2 separate regions of the Homo sapiens genome follow, and region 2 is linked to region 1. The links are chromatin contacts, found by Hi-C in ENCODE. All regions are on one chromosome and are shown on one strand. Each heading gives the region's core, a stretch centred on a gene start or an enhancer-like site at or near the end of the contact. The rest is flanking DNA. Distances are from core to core; before and after follow the strand shown. Region 1 has its middle 44 kb from the start of MIR29B2CHG. Region 2 holds the start of C1orf74 (chromosome 1 open reading frame 74).

Region 1 (5,060 bases), core at 363-2,862:
CACACGCCCGGGAAGCGGCCGCCGCGGAGCCGGCGTCCGCAGCGGCTGCGCATCTCGGGCCTGCAGCGGGGCGCTTGGCGGGCGGGGGCCGGGGGAGAGCCTGTTTGCGCAGTACCCCCGGAGGGCGGAAGGCCGCCGAGGTAAGAGCCGGGACTCGGCCAGGTGGGAGTGGGCACCTTGGGCCGGGCCTGCAGGGCGGTCCCCGAGCGTCCCGGGGTAGGGTGGGCTCCCTGGGGACGATGCCCAGGGCCCCGGCCGCGCTCCGGTCGCGCCCCACCCCGGCTGCAGCGCGGCCTTGGGGCGCTGCTGGCCTCGCCGCGGGGGTGGGAGCGGTCGCGGCCTGGAGCAGCTCCGGGCGGGCCCCAGGCTCTGGGGCCAGGGCCAGCTGCGCGCAGGGGTGAGTGAGCAGCCCCCGGGCCCTCAAGTGAGCCCCTGTCCGCTCCCCACCTTGCATTTCTCCTCTCCGCAGTGGGCGTGGTGCCCCTTTGCTGCAGAGGGGGCGCCCAGAGTTGAGGAAGGCTGCGGGGGAGAACGCAGAGACAGGTGGTTGAGGGGGCGAGGGCTGGTGCGCCAAGGCTCGAGGTATTAATGCGTATTTCTTTTTCCCCCCTTCTTCAGGGGGCGCGGAGGTCCGTGTGGAGGAGGAGGCGGGAAGGCCAGAGGCATAGCTCAGGAGAGGGCAGGTGCTGCGGGAGATCACTTGGCTCTGTCTCTGTTCAGCTGCCCCCACCCCTGCCAAATTAATAAAGTGGGTGTGGTGATGACGGTGGAGGAGTTTGATTAAGACCTGGCCCAAACTGCCCAGAACTGCCCCAGGCCGGCCGCCTAGTCCCGCGTGTATATCCGGGAGCCGCAGACTCTGAGCATTCTGTAGAGGGAGGGGGAATATTACCCGAAGGAGCTACAGCCACTGAGGCAGCTCCAGAGATAGGGGCTGCGGAGCAATCTTCAGGCTCACAGCCCAAGTTCATAGATGGTGAATTGGCCAGGAATGGTGGGAGATGGGGGCTGTAGGGAAATAGGGTAATTTCCTTAGGACCCCTTCCTTCCAGCTTTGCAACCGTAGACCAAAATTTGGGATCTGGCATTTGTCAAATGTGCTTAATTTTTTTTTCTTTCCCTTTCGGTTTGTTTTGTTTTTTAGAGAAACAGCAAGTGACAGAGCAGAGGAACGGCTGGCCCAGCCAATCCTGGAGCTGCTGTTGCAGCACTTGTTCCCCAAACAAGTGCTCCTACATTCTGGTAGGAGGACAGAGAGGAGGGGGCTACTGGTCCACACCCCTCCCCTGCCGAGGACCCCATGGCTGCTCCCCTGCAGGAAAGGCAGCTAGGCTGCCTTAGGCCGGATGGGCAGAGGCTGCCATGGCCCAGGGTGGTGACGGTTTTGCGGCCCCTCCCTGCTGCCCAGAGTGGGAAGAAGAGCGCAGAGCCTGGCAAGTTTCTCTCTGTGTCCTCTGGGCTGGAAGGAGCAGGTATAGACAGGGCCGAGGCAGCCAGGGCCTGGTGCTGCTTTGGCATTGGTGGCAGGAGGGCTGAACCTCCAGCCCCTTGGGTTTGGTTCCACCCCTGGCCTGTCCCTGGCACTCGACAACTGCTCCTGTGTGCTTATTGGTGCCACCATGTTATATAACGCTTATATAATCTTCCAGGGCGAGCACTGTGTCTCCGCTCTCAGGTCACGCAGACACGGTGTCCGTGTGGGAGGCAGGATCTGTGGAAGCCTGTGGGTGAACCTACTCCCCCGATCCCCAACCTGGCTCCTTCTCCTGATCTCAGCCATAGGAGGGGGGCTGGGAGAGCCAGGTCCCTCTCCACACCAGCTGTGTGGGATGAGAACACGGTTGGCTGGGCAGTTTTCCTCACCTTCCTGCCCCACTAGTCCCACTTGCCCTGTCTGGTAGAGCAGAAGCCATCCTTGTGCTTTGATACCAGCTCTTTGTTTTGGGGGACCCCTGGCATGGCAGGTGGCATGGCGAGATGAACCCCAAAATGTTGCAGTGGAAGAACACATGGTACTTAGGGTTGGATAAAGAGAGGGAGAAATTAGCTCTGCCTTTGAGGAGCAAGGGTAACTAGAAGGATGGTGGTGGCATTATAAGAGATTTGGAGCAGGCCTGGGGCTAGGGGATGGTCAGGGAAGGGTGTACAGGGAAGTAGATCAGACAGCAAAGATAAACATGGTGTTCTTTTACTGTACTCTCCACTGGGCTGTCCCTGGTTACCGGGGCAACAGAAGCAGTGATGAAAATCATGCCTTTCGTTCAGTGGAAAAATTTGGCTCCTCCTCCCGGCTCTTCCTTCTCTAAATCGCCTGTGACCCATTGAGAGGGTTATGCTTCCAAGGATCAGAGAGAGACCCCAGCATGTTTTCATCATGCTCCCCTTTCCCCAGTCTTCTTTATCATCTCCCCTCTTCCTGCATCCCCTGTCTCCCCCCACAGCTCGGCAGTTGGCAGTTGCGTAGGAGTTGGAGTAGATGCAGGGGGAAGGGCATGGACGTCATCACAGGGCAGGGTGAGCAGAGCGTGGGCAGAGATGTGGATGCAGGAATGCCTGGCACATGAGGAGGGTCCAGCATTGATGAGCTAGATGGAGCCAAAAGCCTGTTTCTGGGCTGGTAGGAGCTGAGGTGGGCAGGGTGAGATGATGGTGGGCCTTCAGAGTTCAGCAGTCTGGGTTCGAGGGAGTAGGAACTAGGAAGGGCCTGAGGTTTCTTGTGCAGATATCTTGTGATGAAAACTACCAAACCGTATCCCTTTTTGAAGTTAAGATTTTTGTTTAAGTTTTTTCTTTCATCTTGTGATGAAAACCGTGATTCATTCATTCAGCATTTATTGTGTGCCCCCCATATTAGGTGAGGTTCTGGGAACTGGGAAGCCGAAGGTGAGTAGCACTGGACCTTGACCTTGAAGAGACTGTGGTGAATGAAAGGAGGATGAGTATATGGGGGAAGATCTGGCATTGTTGCAAGCCTGGAATCTGGGGTCCCCAGCAGGAGACTAGCAACATACCAGATCGGAGGTGATAGGTTAGGGTGGAGCCTGTGGAAATGAAGAAGAAGAGATAATTTGGAGTGCTACTCTGGCTTGAGGACAGGACGTGGGGAAGAGAAAGTGCTGAAATTTTGAACCTTAGTGATTTATAGAAATAGAAACATTAGAGTTCAAACTTGTTTTGGGGAGTCATGTTTGATTTTCTTTTAGACATGTTGCCTTCAAGATGATGGCAGGGTATCCAAATAAAAATGTTTATGGTCAGGCAAGTAAAATATGCAATGGAAGTCAGTTCTGGGAAAAGATTTGAAGGATATTGGATTATGAAGCTTGAAGGTGGGTAGAGGTAGATCCTAGGGCCTGGGGCATTACCTGGAATTGAGTGAGGCTGTATGCCTTGTACTGGTTTATTATCCCAGGGCTTGCCCAGACCCTGGACATTTCTGCTAACAAAAACCCACATCTTCTACCAAACCATATCCCTTTTTAAAGTTAGGATTTTTGTTTAAGTTTTCCTCTCCCTAGTAACTATGTCCAGGTATACCTGGAAAAACACACACACACACACACACACACACACACACACACACACACACACACGCATGCACTTATTTCCCCCAAGGTCTTGTGCCATTTGCTTATAGCTCGGGGACGTGCTGTAGAAATGTGCCACAAGTCTTTGGCCTCTTCTAGCAAGCTGTTTATCACCCTGGAGGAGTAAGAGCACTGGACAGAGTCAGGAGACTTTTGCTAGCTACGTGATCTTGGACACACCACTTCCTTTTCCAGGCCTAAGTGTCTAGTCTTAGGGATCTAGCTTCTTCCAGTTCTGAAGCCCTCTGATTTGATGTCTGGAAAGCTTTTTCCACCTTTGCCCAGGTTTCTGATGCAGACCAGGCTTTTTGAACAAGTAGCCTAGATTTCTTAGTACCTTGTGGGAGGGACTAGTAGGGATGGAGGCCTAGTCCCCAGAGTGGGTCCCTGTCTTCAGTGTGGATAGGAGCCCTCCGGGTGGATGGGAGCCTCTGTTCCTCTTTGGAGCATGGAAATACTGGAAGAGCAGGTTTTCCCAATGACCAGGGATTGCAAACTGTGGCCCGTGGGCCGGATTCCTGTTTTTGTAAATAAAGTTTCACTGGAACAGAGACACGCCCGTTGTTTGTGTATTGTCTGAGGCTGGTTTCATGCTACAAGGGCATAGTTGAGTAACTGCAAGGGAGCCTGTATGCCCCATAAGCCTAAAATATTTACTATCTTGCCCTTTAGGATAAAAGATAAAAACTTGTCAACCCCTGCTGTAGACTACCAGAAAAGTGCTTGGCCTTTTACTGAGGATGCTTATGATGGCTATTTCAGATTTCTAGGGTTCTTAAAGATTCTGCATTGGGCCTGTCTTTGTGATCCCATGAGAGGATGATCTGGTAGTTGAAATAGTAGATTATTAGAGTCAGCTCAAAAATAGTCACTCTGTATCTAGGAAAGCTCTTTCATTTTCAGCCTTTTCCCTGGAGCCTGGAGGCCTGAGTTCCTCAGCAGGACTGGGTTTGACAAGCTACTGTCCCTCTCATTCTGATTTCCCTGGGCAGTACAGAGGATATACTGGACTGACCCAAGTGTTGGGTCAAGGATATACTGGACTGACCCAAGCCCAGTGTTGAGTGAGGAGAAAGGAGGCTCATTGGTTCCGCCTGTCCTGTAGGATCTTTCCCCTGATATCTCTATTGTTTCTGATCTTACTGGCACCTTTAGTGCCAAGGTCCTGGAGATGCCGCCACAGAGAGAGCCTGCAACCCAGCCTGGCATGTCTGTCTGAACCTGGCACTCATCCACTCTGTCAGAATAAGGCCCTGGGCTTGGCGTTTGTGGGACATGTGTCTGTGTTGGCTTGGGACTGGAATCAGCATTCATTATTCCTGCAGCCAACCTTCATGGAGTCCTTCTGTGTCCTAGTTTCCACCTTTTTGACCTGGTCCTCAAGCCAGAGTCTTGCTGAAACTCCTAGCTAGGAACAGGGCTAAAGTTCTCGCTGCTGCAGAACAGCAGCAGCCCAGCAGTTGGGGCAGTTCT
Region 2 (4,831 bases), core at 431-2,930, 1.9 Mb before region 1:
CAGAATGCCGGGAGAGTACATGCAGGGATTCCATCTAATCACCCTCAGCACTCTTTCTCTGGTCCTGCTGGATAGATTTAGATTTCCTTTCTTTTTTTAGGGCCTCAGTCTGCTATCTCCTTTGGTGGCTACCACCACTCACTCCCTTGATATCTTCTACTCCCTTGCCTTCACCTTGCTTAAGACTGAGAAGGGAGTTAGATTTTGTCACTAGCTCTTCTTTTTCCTCACTGTGTACCCCACCAAACAAGATTAGTTCAAGTTAAAAAGAACCTACTGGAGGTAAACTGGGAGAGCAAGTGTTGGATCTGGGCTGGTCCCTTTCCCATAAAATTAGGTCCCTGGTTGTATGTTCCCATAGCACCCCATACTTCCTCTCTCAGAATAATCATTTCCCTTGTAATGCTCAGCATCCGCATCCTGCTTGACTGCAAACTTGCTGAAGGTAGGGACTGTTTGTCTTGGACTTCGCTGCCAGTCCTTAGAACAGTGTCTGGGACACAGTGTGTTCTCAAATATTTGTTGCTGGAATAAATGAATGAACTAAATCAGTCTTTTAGGGATTTACTGTTAACCACCATGGGAAAATTAAATAAATGCGGGGAAGGAAAACGTTCTAAAATTAGAAGACTACTTTCTACTCTCAGCTTCTGATTCCCTCTGAGCTAAGAACCAGACAGCCTTAGGCTGGTAACTCCTATAAGCTGGTCCTCCTCCCATGCTGACCCCATCTTTACTGTACAATTCACTTTTCATGGACTGAAGGCACCACCAAGATAGATCCAGGAGTGACAACTCCAGTGTAGGTGTCCACTGTTCCCTTAATCTCTGTCCTGCTCCAAGTATAAATAAATTGGGGCCATTTCCTTAGATATTGGGGTTTTCTCAAGAAATCCTTTCCCTTCGTGGCATGGGTCAAATCGCTGGTAGTTAAAAAGGTGTTAACTCTTACGTGAAATAACACTTTTTCTTTGTAATGACCTGACTGGAAAGCCTCTGTGTCATCACTTCTCATTTCTTATTTGAAATCAGCAAACTGGATTCAGTAGACATGAACTTAAGCCCCATGAAAGTGGGGGTTTTGTCTGTTTTGCTCACTGCAGTACCTCCAGGGCCTAGCAGCATGACTGGCACATATTTGTTCAAAGTGAATACTCACACCTTCACACCCTCCCTAGAGAGCTGTTGTAGGCCTCTCAAATGTAGGATTTAGGGAAGTCAAGTTAAAAAAAATTAAAACGTTTCAGCACCACCCACAGGTGAGGCTATTCTGCAAAATATGTTGTCTTGAGGTATGTTTCGTCTGGACAAAACGTATTTCCACAGACACAAATCAAAGGTGTTTATTAACTGCTGTGTGCCCTGTTTCTGGATTCCCAGTCAAGTGGGACACCAGACGTCATAACACAGGGAGGACGTTCGGCGAAGCAAAATGAGGGCAGCAGCGGGAAACCAGTTTCACCAGGTTCCGCCTTTTCTCGTTTACTTCCGCCCTTCCCAGTTCCTAAGCCGACAGATGGGGCCGCGTTCAGTCTGGCCGGAAAGGGCGGGCCGCACGGTGGCCCAAACTTCCGGCGCGCAGTAAGGCTGCCTAGCTAGTGATTCTAACGCGAGGCGCGCGAGCGGCTGGATGACGTCACGGAATGGGGGGAAAGAGGGCGGCACTCGAGTGGGTGCGCATGCGCAAGAAGGTGCCTGCGGGACTGGAGCAGAGCGGGCTGCGAGGGTCTTCCCAGCGCAGGCGGGTTTTCCAGTGTTACTTGCGGCTGGGCGTGGGGGACTAGCTGCCTTTCTGGCAGCAGGCAGGAAGCCGCAAAAAGTTTCTGAGCCCCCGAACCTGTAGCGGACGTGGAAAAAGAACGTATGTGAGACAGACTTATGCCTCATTTAGCAAATCACTATAACATGCTCTGGTGTGGGGTGTGTGGATCGGAGAAATCTCATCTTCCGAGGGTCCTTGATGTCGGACAGAAAGGGAAGGCGGGGCCAGCAGAAGTTAAAATACTACCCTTCTGCAGTTCTAGTGGATTTCATTCATTCATTTTTATGTGTCAGGGTGAGATGGTTGTTAGTCCACATTCTGGTGTATATTAATCAAATTACTATTCTTATAACTATTCTCTGGCGGGAAGAGTAGGGGAGTTGTCAGTGGAAAGGATACATTTGGAACTTGGAGCTCTGTCCCAGAAGGGCTTTTGGGCGAAATGCTGTGAATTTTGCCAAACACTGCCCCGCCTCCGCCTCTGCCCCAAATTCCCTACGGTTTGAACCAGAGAACGTAATTTGCAACAGGTGAAATTTAGAATAAAAGCCAGAGGGAATATAAATCTAGCTATAAGGCTAGAAAAACACACGAATTTATGATTGAGGGAGACCAAGTCAACCAGAAAAATCAAGCAGCATCGGTGAAACTATCTTGTCTGGGCTGGGTCGCCATTTCAAAGCAGGGAGGGACAGAATAACCTTTGGAAGATACCGCGATTTAACAGGAAGGCTGTTAATAATTCCCTGCTCCTGCTTTGTTTCTAGGCCCCTCCTCAAGTGTCTGGCTGAAAGATGCCACCCAGGGAAGGGAACTCGGGCTAGCTAAGGAGGCCATTCTTGATGTTGCTTCTAGATCTCATGTCATCACCGAGCCCTCAGCTGCTGGTGGCAGCTGCTCAGCAGACCCTTGGCATGGGAAAGAGACGGAGTCCACCCCAAGCCATCTGCCTTCACTTAGCTGGAGAGGTGCTGGCTGTGGCCCGGGGACTGAAGCCAGCTGTGCTCTATGATTGCAACTGTGCAGGGGCATCAGAGCTCCAGAGCTATCTGGAGGAGCTGAAGGGGCTTGGCTTCCTGACTTTTGGACTTCACATCCTTGAGATTGGAGAAAACAGCCTGATTGTCAGTCCTGAGCATGTATGTCAGCACTTGGAGCAGGTGCTGCTTGGTACCATAGCCTTTGTGGATGTTTCCAGCTGCCAGCGTCACCCTTCTGTCTGCTCCCTGGACCAGCTTCAGGACTTGAAGGCCCTCGTGGCTGAGATCATCACACATTTGCAGGGGCTGCAGAGGGACTTATCTCTAGCAGTCTCCTACAGCAGGCTCCATTCCTCAGACTGGAATCTGTGTACTGTATTTGGGATCCTCCTGGGCTATCCTGTTCCCTATACCTTTCACCTGAACCAGGGAGATGACAACTGCTTAGCTCTGACTCCACTACGAGTATTCACTGCCCGGATCTCATGGTTGCTAGGTCAACCCCCAATCCTGCTCTATTCTTTTAGTGTCCCAGAGAGTTTGTTCCCAGGCCTGAGGGACATTCTAAACACCTGGGAGAAGGACCTCAGAACCCGATTTAGGACTCAGAATGACTTTGCTGATCTCAGCATCTCCTCTGAGATAGTCACACTGCCGGCTGTGGCCCTCTGACTTTAACTCTCCTCCCATATAGAAGGTACTCAGTAAATGATCATCTCTAGGTTGGGGATGGCAAATAATCATCTCAACTGCCAATTCCAAGTGTCTTGAATACACTAAGGCACAATGCTGTAGATCAGTTGGCCACAAATGCAAAGGGCATGTAAATAGGTAATGGTGGTGCTAGTAGCAAATTGGTAGATAGTACATACTTGCCATTTCTATACTAGGAAGTCCTCTTAGTGGAGATGTTTTCATTTTCACTGGATAAAAGATAGAAGGAAGGAGATGATAGAGGAAAAGCAGGGTGATGGAAGACAAGCCAAACACTCTTGCATGGTAACCTTGTAAATATACCTGCTCTATGTGGGTGCTGCATGCTAGGAAAGTAGGGCTGGGGGCTTTTCTGCATGTTTATATGCCTCCAACTGAATTTGAGGAGAGTAGACCACCAGTATGCTTAAATATGTGATACTTGTTAATGTAATACACCATTCAGGAATAAACTGAGAGTTCTGAGGAACAATCTGGTCAGGTGAAGTTTATTTACAGTAGGTTAAGAAATTAATAAAAAGTCAGAAATCCTAAGTCAGTTGGAAAACCCAAGCTGTAATGTACCCAAACCTTCTGAGTTTTTCGCTGAGTTGCTTGCTTCTGATTTTCACCCAAGGCAGTTGTCACAAATTATTCAGATCATCAGGTTGTCTTTATTGGCCAGGAACACTGCCAGTGCTGCAGCAATCACCACCATCAGCACTGGGAGCCATCGCCCACATTGCCTCTGTAGGGGGACAGGGAGACAGAAGAAAGTGGCCATGAGTGGATTGGAAAAGATATAGGCAAAAATCTTTCTTCTTCCTACTCTAGCCCAGTGGAAAACGCTGGGTTGGTGGTGGAGAAAAAGCTTTTTACTCTGTCTCCCATTTTGTCACCTGTCTTGGGATAAAACCACTTAACCAATGTTCTCTGGCCCAGGGAGCCGTATCCATCAGGGACCAGATATATAAATACTGATATGAATAATGAAGGGTGGAAAATAACCCAGCAAAATTATATTCTTTCTTTGTATTCCCCAGTACTTTTGTGTCCTTCTGTTCTTGCCACCATGCTTATCATCGGCTAAAAGAACACCCTTTCATACTTTAGCTAAGAGTAAGTCTTTCCTTCTGGCATTGAGAGTTCTGTGAAAGTTGGGCTTTGATGGACGAGCCAGTGTTTTTTTCAATGGTTGCCATAATGTCAGTATAGTATAAACCAAGCACAGTGGGACAGGATGGCCAGTTGTTGGCGTGGGCTGATATATTTTATGTGCAAAACTTGGTTAAAGAAGGAATCGTCCCATCATCCAGGGCTTTATGGGAAGGAGAGACCCTCTTACTCTGGGAGGCAGCTGCTGGCTCTGGTTCAGCTCTTCTCGACAGTGCTGCAG

The links. Hi-C counts contacts between places; a loop is a spot of excess contacts on that map. Pooled maps may share reads with other maps.
Region 2: a pooled map shows a loop between it and region 1 (2.5-fold over the local background). The contact joins the promoter of C1orf74 here to the enhancer-like site in region 1. A Hi-C loop is called at or near these places in 2 of 50 pooled maps.

What each region holds. Positions count from the first base shown.
Region 1 is chr1:207,864,108-207,869,167 of GRCh38, reverse strand. No RefSeq gene overlaps it. Among named protein-coding and RNA genes, the nearest start is that of MIR29B2CHG, 44 kb to the right of the region's middle. RefSeq lists a silencer at 1-346 and enhancers at 617-796, 877-926. Within about 2 kb of position 1,612, at least 34 of the 41 ENCODE cell types and tissues checked have a DNase peak (open chromatin) inside an H3K27ac peak, as active enhancers do.
Region 2 is chr1:209,781,408-209,786,238 of GRCh38, reverse strand. It overlaps C1orf74 (chromosome 1 open reading frame 74), which reads left to right and starts at 1,680. Exons shown (of 2, transcript NM_152485.4): 1 at 1,680-1,861; 2 at 2,530-4,831. The coding sequence starts at 2,605. The coding sequence ends at 3,414. IRF6 (interferon regulatory factor 6) reads left to right here. Exons shown (of 9, transcript NM_006147.4): 9 at 1-622. TRAF3IP3 (TRAF3 interacting protein 3) reads right to left here. Exons shown (of 17, transcript NM_025228.4): 16 at 4,781-4,831; 17 at 3,929-4,183. The coding sequence ends at 4,091. RefSeq lists enhancers at 742-1,357, 1,542-1,801, 1,358-1,975.